Regions from separate parts of the Homo sapiens genome. Here all the other regions are linked to region 1. A link is a contact called in ENCODE Hi-C or POLR2A ChIA-PET data. All regions are on one chromosome and are shown on one strand. Each heading gives the region's core, a stretch centred on a gene start or an enhancer-like site at or near the end of the contact. The rest is flanking DNA. Distances are from core to core; before and after follow the strand shown.

Region 1 (2,623 bases), core at 78-2,577:
GCCCCATTACAATAATTCTTATCTCTTCAAGATCTGATAGACTTTTCCTCTTCCCTCTGAGTCAAATATTAAAATCATGAGTGAAGTTCGACCATTCAGGACTTTTTCCAGCCATTCAAGACAGTGTTCCAACTCTTTTATCTTTAACAAAAAGTAAAAGAAAAATAAATACCTTTTGGGTTATGAAGATGGGCATGGATTGAAACAAATGTAAACTATAGGCATTTATAAATATAACAAAATTTTACCATAAAGTCTTCCTGCTGTAAAGGCTTATCTTCAAGACCAGGGACAAAGAAGCCCCACTTACTAAAATTCATTGCTCAGAATCCTAATTAACTACCTGGGAAAGACTTATGACTCATCCTCTAAATAACAGCTGCTTTTTAACACAGTAAAACCTTTAGAGAAGACAGGGTCCTGACACCTTTGAAGAGCGGTGACACCTTACAGAAACTTTCGTTTTTGTTCAGGGATTCTCTTGAGAAAGGAAGGGATTCAGAACCTCCTGAGGGGATTTGCAGTAGAAATCATTATTCCAAGTCATGATTGTGGCATCCATTGTTTTACAAGAACTTTGAATTTTTAAGTGGAAAATGTGAGATGAGAACCTGAGATTTGAATGACATAAGACATTGACAATATTTCAACTAAATAACCACAGGAAGTTACTTGGTTGAAAAGCACACAGGCTCTTGCAGGGCAGGAAAACCTGCAAATTGCGCAGAAGCAGCTGAAAGGGGAATGGCGGGGGTCGGGGGGAGGTGGGGGTGGAGTGTAGGTGGGGGACGGGAAGCTGCACTTTCTTTTTTCAATTGAAAGAATTTTAATTATCTGCAGGGCCGTAAAAGAGAAAAAAGTCCTCTCCCCCTACTATGTCTTCAGAAGACCCACGTGTGAAAAATTTTAAATTTTAAGTAATTGCTTTGAAATCTCGGATGTAAAGCTTTTCAGGTTTTTATAGAGTTTCATAGTAAGTCAGGAATTCCGTTTGAAAAAACAGAAGGAGGGAGGGACAGAACAAGGAACGTGCATAGGATCTGGCCTACTTTTATTTAAGCGCTGAGAAAAGGCAATATAAATTCTTTTAGCTCATACTGTTTTAACTTTAAAACGTATCACCATGAACCTTTCTCCAAACATCAGAAAAAATTTTCCCAAAAGAGCAAACAACAAAAAAATCAGGCTGGTTTCGCTGACTGCTTCCTGGACTTAACAACTATAGCATGTCTCCAGAGGTGGGGCCTAGAGCTCCGCCCACTTTTTTGATGTTTTCAAACAGGTCCGCATCGAGAGACTATAAGCCCTGGTCTGCGACTGGCAATCACAGTGGGCAGCCCGATTTTCTGCTGAGTAGGCGCTGTGATTTCAGAATGTCTGGGCGAGGTAAAGGTGGCAAGGGGCTGGGTAAGGGAGGCGCCAAGCGCCACCGGAAGGTGCTGCGGGACAATATCCAAGGCATTACAAAGCCGGCGATTCGCCGTCTCGCCCGACGTGGGGGCGTCAAGCGCATTTCTGGTCTCATCTACGAGGAGACCCGGGGAGTCCTCAAAGTCTTCCTGGAGAACGTGATCCGTGACGCGGTGACTTACACGGAGCACGCCAAGCGCAAGACCGTCACGGCCATGGATGTGGTGTACGCGCTGAAACGCCAGGGTCGCACCCTTTATGGTTTCGGCGGTTGAGCTGTCCCCACAGCTTCTCTACAGACTCCAAAAGGCCCTTTTCAGGGCCCCCAAACTGTCACAGAAAGAGCTGTTAACACTTCCTAGATAACGGGTAAATATCAACCCTTTGATGTCGCCTTCCGGATACCGGAAATGGGATATTCGCGGCCCGAGCATCTGCTCGGGATTAGACTTGGCGGGCACGGGGAGAACTAGACCTCAAGGAGGGGGTTCCGCCTGTGCTTAGGTACGACCCTGGAGGTGCCGCGCAACGCAGTAGTGACCTCCCAAAATCCAGACACCGGATTTTGTTTAGAAGAGTGCTTGTACAAAGCCCTAGTGTTAGAACTGGTCATGGTCTTCTAAGCGGCCGAGTCGTTGGCCCATAAGCACGTATCGGATGGCTTCCATGTAAATCAGGGCTTAGGTGACTTCCTGCTGGCCTTCAGGGGTGAGCGTCACGCGTCAAGGGCGGTTCGTGCGTGTGCAGGGCTTGCTAAGTCGCAGGAAATGGGAGGTCGCAGCACGCCGCTACCTGCAAGCCCGAAAGCTGAATGCAGCTCTAGTGTGGCGCGTAGTCTTACTGGGTACTATTTTACTTAATCGCTGACGTTGAGTGAGAGGTGACCAAGCTCAGATGCTGAGATTAAGGCGGCCGGGCGAAACTCGCGACACCCTGCGATTCCCTCTTAGCCAGCTGCGTAAAGTTGCCTACGCCAAGCGGGTAGCGTCCTGCTCGGCCACCTGGCGGCGGGCGTGGAGTTGGCAGGCAGGCAGTGGGGGTCACGCCGGCATGAAAGGCCAGATCACCTGCAGGTCGCCAAGTTGCCGGGAATCCCCCGCTCCGAGCAGTGTCATGCCCATCACAAATAACCCTATCGCAGCCGGGAGGTAAGCCCTGGCTTCCGAGTAAAGGCCCTGTTCAGAGCAGCCTGGGGGTCTAGAAGGGAAACGGG
Region 2 (2,623 bases), core at 73-2,572, 2.7 Mb after region 1:
GCCTCAGCCTCCCTAGTAGCTGGGATTACGGGCTTCCACCACCACGCCCAGTTCTTTTTTTTTTTTCTTGATTTTCAGTAGAGACACAGTTTCACCATGTTGGCCAGGCTGGTCTTGAACTCCTGGCCTCAATGATCTGCCCGGCTGGGCCTCCCAAAGTGTTGGGATTACAGGTGTGAGCCACCGTGCCCAGGCAGTTATTGTAGATTTTTGAGTCCCATGATTTTCATCTTGTTTCTTTTCATAATGTCTATTTTCCAATGAGTAACTGTTTTTCATTCCTTATGTCCACTTTTTCCCTTTAAATTCTTCAATATATTTAGTCATTTTAAAGTTTTTCTTTGCTAATTCCATCTGTATCACCTCTGGGATTCTTTCTATTGGCTGCTTTCTATACTACTTGTTTCCTCCTTGTTACACATTGAGTAATTTTTTATTACATGTCAAACATTATGGTTTTATTATCTTCCTGTAAGGATCATTGCATTTGTTTTGGCAGGTGGTTAATTTATTGGTGGATCCGCTTGGATCCATTATTGAGTGTTGTAATTTGGCTTTGTTTTGATGGGTCCAGTGCAGCCTCTCTCTAGTGCTGGGGTGGCCCAGCTCCACAGGTGTGGCCTTTCCCGGGCCTCTGTTGAAAGCCCAGGCTGTTCATCAAGCTCTTTCCACCATGGACACTGAGAACACAGTGTCTCTTCCCACCATGTGACCTCTGGAATCTCTGTTCAGTGCACAGCTCCTACTACCTATTCTCTCTCTCTCTCTCTTTTTTTTCTTTTTTTAAGAAACAGGGTCTCACTCTGTCACCCAGGCTGGAGTGCAGCAGCACAATCTTAGCTCACTGTAGCCTGAAGCTCCTGGGCTCAAGGGATCCTCCTGCCACAGCCTCCCAAGTAGCTGGAACTATAGGTGCATGCCACCACACCTAGCTAATTTTTAAAATTTTTTGTAGAGATGAGGTCTTGCTATATTGCCCAGGCTGGTTTTGAACTCCTGGGCTCAAGCGATCCTCTTGCCTCAGCCTCTCCTAAGATGCTGGGATTACAGGCATGAGCTACTGCACCTTGCCCCTGCTACCTATTCTCTACTAGGCTTTGTGAAAACATTACCCTGTACATGTGCAGTTTTGTTTTCAACTAGATTCAGGTGGTCTCCTCTGCAGATTTTTGGATTTCTGCTCTGTGCAGCTCCTGCCTCTCTCGTACCCTGTCCCACACACTCAATCCCTGCAGCAGCCCTAACCTTCGGTCTCTTTCCTCCATCCTCAGTTTGGGCTCCACTTCCGCGTGCTGTGGTTGGAAAGCCCCAGGCAGGAGGCCAGAGTAAATGTGGGTTTCACCTCTTGTGTTTCTTCTCTCAAGCATCACATCCCTGCACCATCTGTAGCGTTGCACCTGAAAACAGTTTCATATAATTCGTCCAGTTTTATTGTTGTTTATGGCAGGAGGGCACAACCAATACCCCTTACTGTGTCGTGGTGACAACCACAAGTTAGACCAGACATCATTAGTTTATTTTATAGTTAAGGGAACTGAGGCTCAGAGCACAGAAGCACTTTGCTCAAGATCATCTGGGAACCAGCTGAGTAAGGGCTAGGACTCAGGTTAGAGCCTATTAGAGCCCCATTAGGGGCTCTTGACGTTACTTCCACTTTTTGTTTCCCACTTTCCTTTCCTATCTTGTTCCCCTTCGAGGAGAATATACGGTCATCTTGTGTCCACCTTGGTGTCCCCATTTCTGTCATATTTCACATTGACTCTCATTTTCACGGCTTTGAACTTTGCTCTGTCTTATCTGGAAAATTCTATATTTTAGACCTCCTCCCCTTTTTGCTTCCATTTTTGTCAGAATATCTATGTTGCTTATCAATTATTGTATTTTCTCAGTATCAAGCACCGTGCTTGGCACGTAGACATCTCTTGATAAATGTTTGTCGATGGGACCAAGGAAGAAATGAGTATCATTTTATCCTTTTTTTTTTTTTTTTTGAGACAGAGTCTCACTTCTTTCACCCAGGCTGGAGTGCAGTGGTGCGATCTCAGCTCACTGCAACCTCTGCCTCCCAGGTTCAAGTGATTCTCGTGCCTCAGCCTCAGTAGCTGGTATTATACAGGTGTGTGCCACGATACCTGGCTAATTTTGTGTATCTTTAGCAGAGACAGGGTTTTGCTATTTTGGCCAGGCTGGTCTCAAACTTCTGGCCACAAGTGATTCACTCGCCTTGGCCTCCCAAAGTGTTGGGATTACAGGCGTGAGCCACTGCGCCTGGCCTTATTCATCTTTTGACCCTTTTCCGCCATGTGTCATTGAAAACAGGTGCGCTGTGAGGTCCAGGTGAGGAGCAAAAGTCTGCAGGCGTTGGCAGGGAGAGCCCCTGGCATGGTGTGCCCTTCACACACAGCCAGAACATGCTTGTCTCTTGATACGGGCTGTTGGCTGAGAATTCATGCATTTCTTTGTTATTCTTGTCATACTGGAATTAACCTACAGCCTTTTTTTCGCTTTCTATATCTTTCCTTCTCCTGGCAACAGTTTCATAAAGATCCCTTTCATTATCCATTTCAATCATGCCACTAAGATCTATCCACTTCTTTCTTTTAATTTTATCATCACTCTTTCC
Region 3 (2,623 bases), core at 84-2,583, 2.4 Mb after region 1:
AGAATGTAGGTCTGAACTAGTCTTGAAAGTCACACCTTAAAGTGAAACACCCTTAGATCTATTAGCTTGCCTATTTCTGAATTACAGCTCCTATCAAGAACAGAGAACTTCTAAAATCGGCGACTCTTTTTAGGCCCCAGATTTAACCAATTTGCGTTAGCAACCCCGGAGCTTAACCAAAGCACTCCCAGCTGTCCTAGCGTGTGGGTAACAAAAAAAGCAGCAAATGGTCCTCAATTAAACATCAGCTGCTTTATCTATTTATTGAACACTCACTGTATTGCAAACACAATAATCCTCCCATTCTTGTCTCAAACGCTTAGAGAAGTCTAAAAATCATGGACAGAGAACAACAATGGAAAACACCAGTGCCTGCTGTCTGGCCAACCTCTACAAGATTAGAAAACGGACCAAGACACCTTCTGAGAAGAAAAAGCTGTTTCTGGAGACCTTTGCACTAAAGGGTTCAAAGCAAGTGGACACCTATCACATATCCCTTCAGAAAAGGAACCTCTAACACCCGTTTTTAAGAAACAGACTGTTCTTAGAGGTCCTATAATCCATCCACTGTGTGAGCCAAATCTCACTACATCAGCCATGAGCACTAGAGCCAAAAATTAATTAGCTCGTCTTTTAAACAGGAGGCTGTAGCTGGGAGAAACGGCTGTTTTGAAAATAAATAAGGGCACTGGCGCCCACGCTGGCTTAGCTTGCAGTCACACGCACTTCCATCAGGGGAATCGAGGCCAGGACAGATGGTGACTTTTTTTTTTTCCTACTAGCACGGTGAAGGCTTTTTCTGTGCGTTCCCGTCCGCAGTCCCTGACCCTAGTCTGGGAGGCAGCCCGCTCTGCAAGGGGACAGGGCGGGCTGGAGGAGGGTGGGAGGTTAGGACACCGACCTGAGGAGTTCAGATCGTTGGGTCGGCTCTCGGCCTCGGAGCTCTGCTCACTGCCCATGGTGCCGACAGCGGTGGCAGCAGAAGAACGGCGGGCCGGGCGGTCACCGCTCCGGCGGCGGGCGACAGGGCAGGGGCCAGGGACCGGGACGGGGAGGCAAAGCAGAGTCTGGGCGCCGCAGCGAGGCTAATGTGTGGGGCTGACGCGTCCAGCCCACGCAGGGGCCTGGGCGGCGGGAGAAGGAGAGGCCCTATTTGGGGAACAGAAACGCAAGGAGGCGCGGCGCGAACGCACGCGGCTAGCCCTCCTTCTTTCCGGGAGCCCTAAGAGAACCGGCAGATGACACTGGCTTTGCCGCACCTGCGGCCGGCGGGCGGCGCCGCTTTCACTCACTGGTTCACGCTCCGCAAGCTCGCTCCTTCCGGGACGCAGATGGGCGGTGCCGGCTACGCAAGACCTTCAGTTCCGGATTAGGAGGCCCCGCCCCCCGGCCCGAGGGAGGGGCGGAGAGACCCGCTCCTGCGACTTAGGGCGATGCCACCTTAAAGGGCTTGACCTCCTCGAAGCCAGAACTGCGGAAGAGGGTAAGCCCTTTCCTGTTGTAAGGATGCGTCACCTTTAAAACACCACCCACACTATTAAGCTCTTCAATACCCACATGTGAGAACAACTTTACAAAATAGGTATTTTTAACCCTGTTTTACAGATGGAGAAAGAAACGCTAGATAGACCCAGGATTCGAACCCACAACAGCTTGGATGCAAAGCTCATTTTGAATTCTGAAGAGCTGGGAGTTTAGCAGTGGACGACCAAACAAAAAAATACCAGAAGACGGTGAAAGCAGCAGCTGGAAATGAGAGAAAAATTAAGAAATAGAAAATGCTGTTTCATGTATTAGGGAGTGCACATCTTTAAAGAGAAGTGAAGAACCTTTTTGGCTAGGCGCTTTCTGGGGACCTTGGCAGTTATCAACAAGTCACTCTGAAACTAACAGAAGGTGAGGAGGGAGTAATCCAGAAAGGAAACTGCCATTTTTGCTAGGGCAAGAAAGTAGACCTAGCAATGCAATGCCATCAAGGAGTTAGCTGGCTCTAGCGTTCTCCGAACTTTGCAACTCATTTTATATTACATTGTCTGCGTCAAGAAATTTCAAGTAAATGCCTTGAGATTTTATATGTATAAAATGTAGTCTCTGGCCAGGCGGGGTGGCTCACGCCTGTAATCCCAGCACTTTGGGAGGCTGAGGCGAGTAGATCACGATGTCAGGAGATCAAGACCATCCTGGCTAACATGGTGAAACCCCGTCTCTACTAAAAAATACAAAAAATTAGCCGGGCATGATGGTGGGCGCCTGTAGTCCCAGCTACTCGGGAGGCTGAGACAGGAGAATGGTGTGAACCCGGGAGGCAGAGCTTGCAGTGAGCCGAGATCGCGCCACTGCACTCCAGCCTGGGCGACAGAGCGAGACTCCGTCTCAAAAAAAAAAAAAAAAAAAAAAGTCTCAGAAGAAGTGTCAAGTTGACTAAATGATTTTTAAGTCCCTTCCACTCTACTATATCACAATAATTTCCCCTATTTTACCTTATTTAATTTTCACAACAACCCTGCAGCCTGTAAGTAGGTGACTCCTCCATGGTCAGCAGGTGGTCAGTGGTCGAACTATTTAGGACTATCTGATGCTCTTTCCTCTGCTCACCATTGCAATACAATGAGAAAAATGCAAA
Region 4 (2,623 bases), core at 124-2,623, 2.2 Mb after region 1:
CTGCAGTAACACCTCCTGGCCACCAGAGGACAGGGAGCAGTGGGAGAGATTTGCTTCCCCTAGCAAAGTCTTCAAGAGGCCAGAGGCACAGGCTCAAAGTTGCTTCTCCATCTGTGGCCTTCAGGCTTTACCTACTACTGCCAGAGGTGCTAGGGTGCCTCCCATCTTCAAATGGGCTTTTTTTTTCCCTCCTATAAAAGATGGGCCAGAAGTTCCCAGGGCCATACCCCGCAACACTAACCTTCAATGATTACCAATCATAAGGAATGCCTTTAGTTGCAGGACTTAAAGGCAGAAAAGTAGTAACAGGGGTGTATTATCTTTCGAACCCACCCAAACCTGCTTATCAGTTCTTTTGCTAGTGGAAAAACGTGCTTTAGGCAGGGTGCACATGGATATCCCACAGCAAACAGTGCCTTTAGGGTCTAGTGTCCCAATCCGGCACATTGTAAATGGAATATTTGAAGAGTTAGATTATTCCTACACATAAATTCTGGCTCATGGAGCAGTCCACTCGCAGGGTGCTTTTCCGTCATTAATCACATCTTTGTTATGTGATATCCACGTGAGTACTTCTCAGTAGAAGCAGCTTCATGCTCAAATGCTCAAAGAACATTGGAATAAAGCTCCGATTGTCCTATTCAGTGATTCCAAGTCCTGGTTTGTCACCACCTCAGGTCTCTCGTTTTCCAAAGTGCATAATGTCATCTCAAAACAGACATTTTAATGAATTCAAATAATAAAATGCACGAGGTATGTGGAGTTAAATCAACAAGGGTTTTGTACCTCTCAAGAGGCGGTTAACCCCTGGTCTTATTTAAAGATGTTTCTGCGCTGCCTCCTGTAGAAAACATTTTTAAAGAAAATGTAGGCTGCTTATCCTTGTATTTGTAAATATAAGCAAAGTAAAGTAATGTAGGAACATTTATGTGGGGGCTTTCAACCATAAACATATAGATAGCTGAATGCCTGACAACAGTAGTGTGATTTTTCTTGAAGTACCTGTAACTTCTCTCCTGAGAGATGGCAGAGCCTTGCCTTTTGCATTCGCCAGACTTTTTACAGAGCGAGTGTAATTCTCTCAAATCAGTGTTTGCGTTTTTTGACGTTGGTGAGGCAGCTGGAAACAGCTCAAGGAGGAGGGAAAGGTTCTGCGTCTGGGTGAGGGAGAAAACCCTCCGATACCTGTTGGGGCGCAGCACTGGAGGCGGACACCCCGGCCCGGGGGTCGGGGCCGCGAGCCCGGGGGTAGGGGGCGGGCGCGCGGGCGCGGGAGGAGGAGGAGGAGGAGGGAGAGGTGGGGGAGGAGGCCGCGGGGCCGCCTCCTCCGGCAGCTCCGGCTCCTCCCAGCGGCGCCCGCGGAACCTGCCTCAGAGTCGCCGGACTCTGGAAGGGAACATGACCTGACCCCTCCCCGAGCGGCCGGAACGAGGCGCGGAGCCGCGCTCCGGGCTCGGGCGGCCGCGGGATGGGCGAGCGCGCGGCCCCGCCCGGCGCCCACCGCCCTGCCCTCGCCTGTCTCCTCCTTTCCCCGGGGCTCCGCTGAGTTCATTCACTGGGATTGGTTTCAAGTGACGCCATCTCTTTATTTTTAAACCAATGACCTCATCCGCGCTTGAAGTTTCCTGACCAGCGACTCTTTCTCTTTCCCCCAACCCCCCACCCCACCCCCCCGCCTTTCCCCCTCTTTCTATGTATCAGTGTTTGGGGGGCTTTAATCAGTTTTTAAACGATTATTACCACCTCTCTCTCCCCCCCAACCCCCACTTTCACAACGCGGCCCCCCACCTTTACCTCCCTAAGTTCTTCATCTCTTTCGACATTTTTTTTGAAGGCTGATGGGGGGGAGGGTGGAAGAGAAAGAGTGAAGAAAAGTTGCGAGCGTCTCCTCTCTTCCTAAGCCTCCCGCCCCAACCCACCCCTCAGAGAAGGAGAAGATAATATACTGAAAAGAAGAGGAGGAGGAGAGCGACGGGACGGGACGCGAGCGGGAGCGCAGCCGCCCTCTCGGCTCCGCGGCGGCGCCTCGCAAGTCCGGGAGGCGAGGGGGGCCCGAGGGGAGACGCCGTGACAACTTTCGTTTCCCTCTGAGGGAATTGGGAGGTCGGCGGCCCCAAAAGTAAGTGGCCTTGGCGGGCCGCGCGGGGTGTGCGGGCGGGAGGGTGCGGGGCCCGGGGCGCCCTCCCGCCCGGCCGCATGGACGCTCCGCAGCGCGCCCCGACTCCCGGTGCCGGGCGCCGCGCTCCAGCCCCGCCGTCTCTGCCTTCCCGGGCGTACCGGCCACCCTTTCGGGAGGCGGCGTGGGGGCGACCGCGGCCGGGGGCCGCAGGAGCGTTTGAAGCGGGGGTGTAGGCCTGGCCGGAGGCTGGCCGGAGCGGGAAGGGGGCGTGCGGCCGGGCGCGGGGTCGCAGTGGGTGCGCTCCCGGCCGCTGCGCGGCGCTTGGACCGGGCCCCGCCGAGAGGAGCGGCCGCCGCGGGACGCGGCACCTTTGCGGGCGAAGCTGCTCACTTCCAGGCGCGACTGTTACACAACACGCCTGCCAAGTGGGGCCCTGGCCTGACTGTTCCCATTATCCCCAGTTCGCCTTTGGTGTAAGCAGCGAGGCCACCTGGGTGGTGACGG
Region 5 (2,623 bases), core at 1-2,500, 2.1 Mb after region 1:
TAGAAATCCTTCCATAAAAATACTTTTTAAAAAGTCACTTTGCCTGCCTTTTTTTTTGTTTTCAAACGAATCCAGTCATATCTGTAAAACAAGTTTCCATCAGATCTCATTTTATAAGCAACATCCTCTTCTAAGCCACCTGAAACTGACTTTGAAGAGCTCTTCAAACCATTTCAAAAATTTGTTTGTTGGCTTGTGCTTTCTTGGGTTAATGCTTCTAGAGTCGTCTCCAAGTTTCAAATTTTGCATGGCTGCTTTTTTTTTTTTTTTTTTTTTTTTACTTCGCTTCAAGAGTCAGTCTTAAATCATGTAGGTTTTGCTTGAGGTTTGCTCGAGCAAGAGGACCTTAGGTTTGGTCTTATTTGCATTTTTACCATAACTAGGCCTACATTCTAAATAAGTAACTAAATGCCACCTATGAGTTTCATTAACTGTGGCTGCTTGCCACTTTTTAGTTCTGGTTAGGGTGGTGCTATTGTTTTCCTCAGGTTCATTAGAAACATCTTCCGTGACAGCTCTGACGCGGCACCGATTTCTGAGTGTCCAGTGTTTTCCCTACCATTATTTTCTTTGGTCTGAAGTTGACACTTAAACTGTCCAGTTTTAAACCTCCGATCCGTGTTCCCAAATGAAAACATGACTTTCATTACGAATTACACGTCAAGGGAGCAAACCAAGGCGCTCGGGGCGGCGAGAACCGCGACACAGCGCTTCGCCTGGACTGGTAAACAAACCGCCGCGCAGGCGCAATGGCAACAGGACGGTAACCTGGGTAGCCGCCAATGGGCTTTTTCGTAGAGTGAAAAGCGGAAAAGCCAAACAAAACGCTGGTTCCAAGGTGATAAACTGGCTGACTTCCTCTATTTTTACTTTTTTAAAAAATTTTGTTTCTGAAGAAGTAGTTGTGCGGCCTTCTGGGCCTCGCAGAGATCTTCTTCGTGGAATTCCTCGGCCCCAGAGAAATGCCGCTAGCCTGTCGGCTAGTTATATTAGCCTAATTTTTTGTCTTGATCTTTTTCATTTGACTGCAGCACTAATCCTAATCCACTGGGGCAGCAAAAAAAAAAAAAAAAAAAAAAAAAAAAAAAAAAAAGGGCGGGTGGGATCTCAACGCCACGGAAAACCTTCATACTAGCCGGCCATCACCAAACCACGCGAGATCTGCCTGAGGAGAAGCGCCACCCCGGGAGTGCACGTTTGCGCATGCGTCTGGCTCATCATTTTTAGCGCGCAAAAGTTTCAAAACTTTCCGCCTAGTGAGAGGCGGTCCGATTTGGCCCTTGGGGAGTGTCCGTCGCGTTGATCTGATGGATTCACGTACACAACACCACATTCTATGAGATTTTGCAGGCAAAAGTCCACAAGCTCGTATGGTCATCCCTTCTTTCCGTTTTTATATTGGCCGTGAACTCTGTGAGGGGAGGTTTCAGCGACTGAAGTAGTAAAGGAGTGGGAGCGGGAGAGCCGATTAATGAGGTTGTAGAATAAGAGAGAAATCTGAAGGGACAAAGGAGTTTTATTTATTTTTTGGCTGGTGACCAAGAGGATGTGAGTGTGAGCTAAGGTAATACAGTGGGAAGGAGAAGATGGGAAGATTTGAGAGATAAATGAAGGCAGTAGCTCTGTAGCCTACCTGGGAGGCCAGACTAGAAAGAAGTTGACAGTAGAGGACATTTTTCTTAAAAGAGTGTGAACTTATGCATGTTTGTAAACAGGCAGAAATGGCATGCATTTAGTACATGGTGTATATAAGGTGGAAATCGGGACGCCCCTAATGGAATGGAATGAGGAAGATTCTAAAAGCCACAGTCCTGAACACAGGCCGAGGTGGAATTGCGAAGAACAGTCGCGGTAACAGAAGTCAGGAATTTGGGAACTGTCTCGAGGGATCTGACCAATCTGACCTCTTTTTGTCTCTCAGGATATATGGGACACCTGCACCGGCATTGGATTTGGCCCCGCAACATCTTAAAGGTACCACCCAACACCTGAAGTGTCTGCCTCCTTCCGATGGAGCCTCCTGGCCCCTCCCACCTCTCACCAGCTTTACCCTTTAGCCAGAATGAAATGTGGATTTCATGGAATGAAATGGTGGCATTTAGCTACCACATTACTCAGATGTGTCACTGACACCTTACAGAAGTACATACTTCTAGCCTCTAGCCTCCCAGTTCACTAGATATTAGAGTCCATCTTGATATCGGCAGCAATTCTATGCCACTTAGCTACTATAATTTGATTCTTTGTATACTATCTGGAGTACAAGGCAGAAGAATGCTGATGGAATACGTAATTTTACTCCAACAAAGGAATGGCTGATAGGTAAAGAGTATCACTTCATCTGTAAGAAAAACTAAATATGGAAAGCCACAGGATTGAAGCTAGCAGTGATGGAGAAGGATCCCAGTGTGAATATATAGAATGGAAGTACTTCAGTAAAGAGCCAGGCATGGTAATCACTTACCAAGAAAGTGACTTCATTTCATTTTGGCAGCCTAAAGTATATCCTGGCAGCTGCGCTGTATGTGTGAAGTGCATAGGAAAATGCTGCAGGAAAAATCCATGGAGGCAATGGAATAGGATTTCAGGGTTGAAGCCTGGGTGTCTTGTTTTAGGGAGTGGG

What was found. Hi-C counts contacts between places; a loop is a spot of excess contacts on that map. ChIA-PET counts read pairs that join two places held with the same protein, here RNA polymerase II (POLR2A). Pooled maps may share reads with other maps.
Region 2: a pooled map shows a loop between it and region 1 (9-fold over the local background). The contact joins the enhancer-like site here to the promoter of H4C16 in region 1. A Hi-C loop is called at or near these places in 1 of 37 single-sample maps with no recorded cell type and 2 of 50 pooled maps. POLR2A ChIA-PET finds 5 or more read pairs at or near these places in 1 of 52 experiments (T-cell).
Region 3: a loop to region 1 is called in a map of naive thymus-derived CD4-positive, alpha-beta T cell, with 10 times the contacts of the local background. The contact joins the promoter of BORCS5 here to the promoter of H4C16 in region 1. A Hi-C loop is called at or near these places in 3 of 168 maps with a recorded cell type or tissue (CD4-positive, alpha-beta memory T cell and naive thymus-derived CD4-positive, alpha-beta T cell) and 11 of 50 pooled maps. POLR2A ChIA-PET finds 5 or more read pairs at or near these places in 2 of 52 experiments (CD4-positive, alpha-beta T cell and activated CD4-positive, alpha-beta memory T cell).
Region 4: a loop to region 1 is called in a map of CD4-positive, alpha-beta memory T cell, with 15 times the contacts of the local background. The contact joins the promoter of DUSP16 here to the promoter of H4C16 in region 1. A Hi-C loop is called at or near these places in 2 of 168 maps with a recorded cell type or tissue (CD4-positive, alpha-beta memory T cell and naive thymus-derived CD4-positive, alpha-beta T cell), 3 of 37 single-sample maps with no recorded cell type and 9 of 50 pooled maps.
Region 5: a map with no recorded cell type shows a loop between it and region 1 (21-fold over the local background). The contact joins the promoter of GPR19 here to the promoter of H4C16 in region 1. A Hi-C loop is called at or near these places in 1 of 37 single-sample maps with no recorded cell type and 6 of 50 pooled maps. POLR2A ChIA-PET finds 5 or more read pairs at or near these places in 2 of 52 experiments (CD4-positive, alpha-beta T cell and naive thymus-derived CD8-positive, alpha-beta T cell).

What each region holds. Positions count from the first base shown.
Region 1 is chr12:14,769,835-14,772,457 of GRCh38, reverse strand. It overlaps H4C16 (H4 histone 16), which reads left to right and starts at 1,327. Exons shown (of 1, transcript NM_175054.2): 1 at 1,327-1,738. The coding sequence starts at 1,374. The coding sequence ends at 1,685. It overlaps LOC105369669, which reads left to right and starts at 1,801. Exons shown (of 3, transcript XM_047429947.1): 1 at 1,801-2,558. The coding sequence starts at 2,305. RefSeq lists enhancers at 1,515-1,844, 1,509-2,105, 2,106-2,623.
Region 2 is chr12:12,023,995-12,026,617 of GRCh38, reverse strand. No RefSeq gene overlaps it. Among named protein-coding and RNA genes, the nearest start is that of BCL2L14, 46 kb to the left of the region's middle. RefSeq lists an enhancer at 2,506-2,555. Within about 2 kb of position 1,322, at least 7 of the 41 ENCODE cell types and tissues checked have a DNase peak (open chromatin) inside an H3K27ac peak, as active enhancers do.
Region 3 is chr12:12,355,788-12,358,410 of GRCh38, reverse strand. It overlaps BORCS5 (BLOC-1 related complex subunit 5), which reads right to left and starts at 1,333. Exons shown (of 4, transcript NM_058169.6): 1 at 902-1,333. The coding sequence starts at 959. It overlaps LOH12CR2 (loss of heterozygosity on chromosome 12, region 2), which reads left to right and starts at 1,344. Exons shown (of 2, transcript NR_024061.1): 1 at 1,344-1,483; 2 at 1,606-2,623. RefSeq lists a silencer at 924-1,003 and an enhancer at 870-1,548.
Region 4 is chr12:12,561,613-12,564,235 of GRCh38, reverse strand. DUSP16 (dual specificity phosphatase 16) reads left to right here and starts at 1,373. Exons shown (of 7, transcript NM_030640.3): 1 at 1,373-2,119. RefSeq lists silencers at 1,064-1,573, 2,024-2,103, 2,134-2,253, 2,274-2,473.
Region 5 is chr12:12,694,810-12,697,432 of GRCh38, reverse strand. It overlaps GPR19 (G protein-coupled receptor 19), which reads left to right and starts at 1,250. Exons shown (of 4, transcript NM_006143.3): 1 at 1,250-1,368; 2 at 1,922-1,974. RefSeq lists enhancers at 1,083-1,162, 1,343-1,502.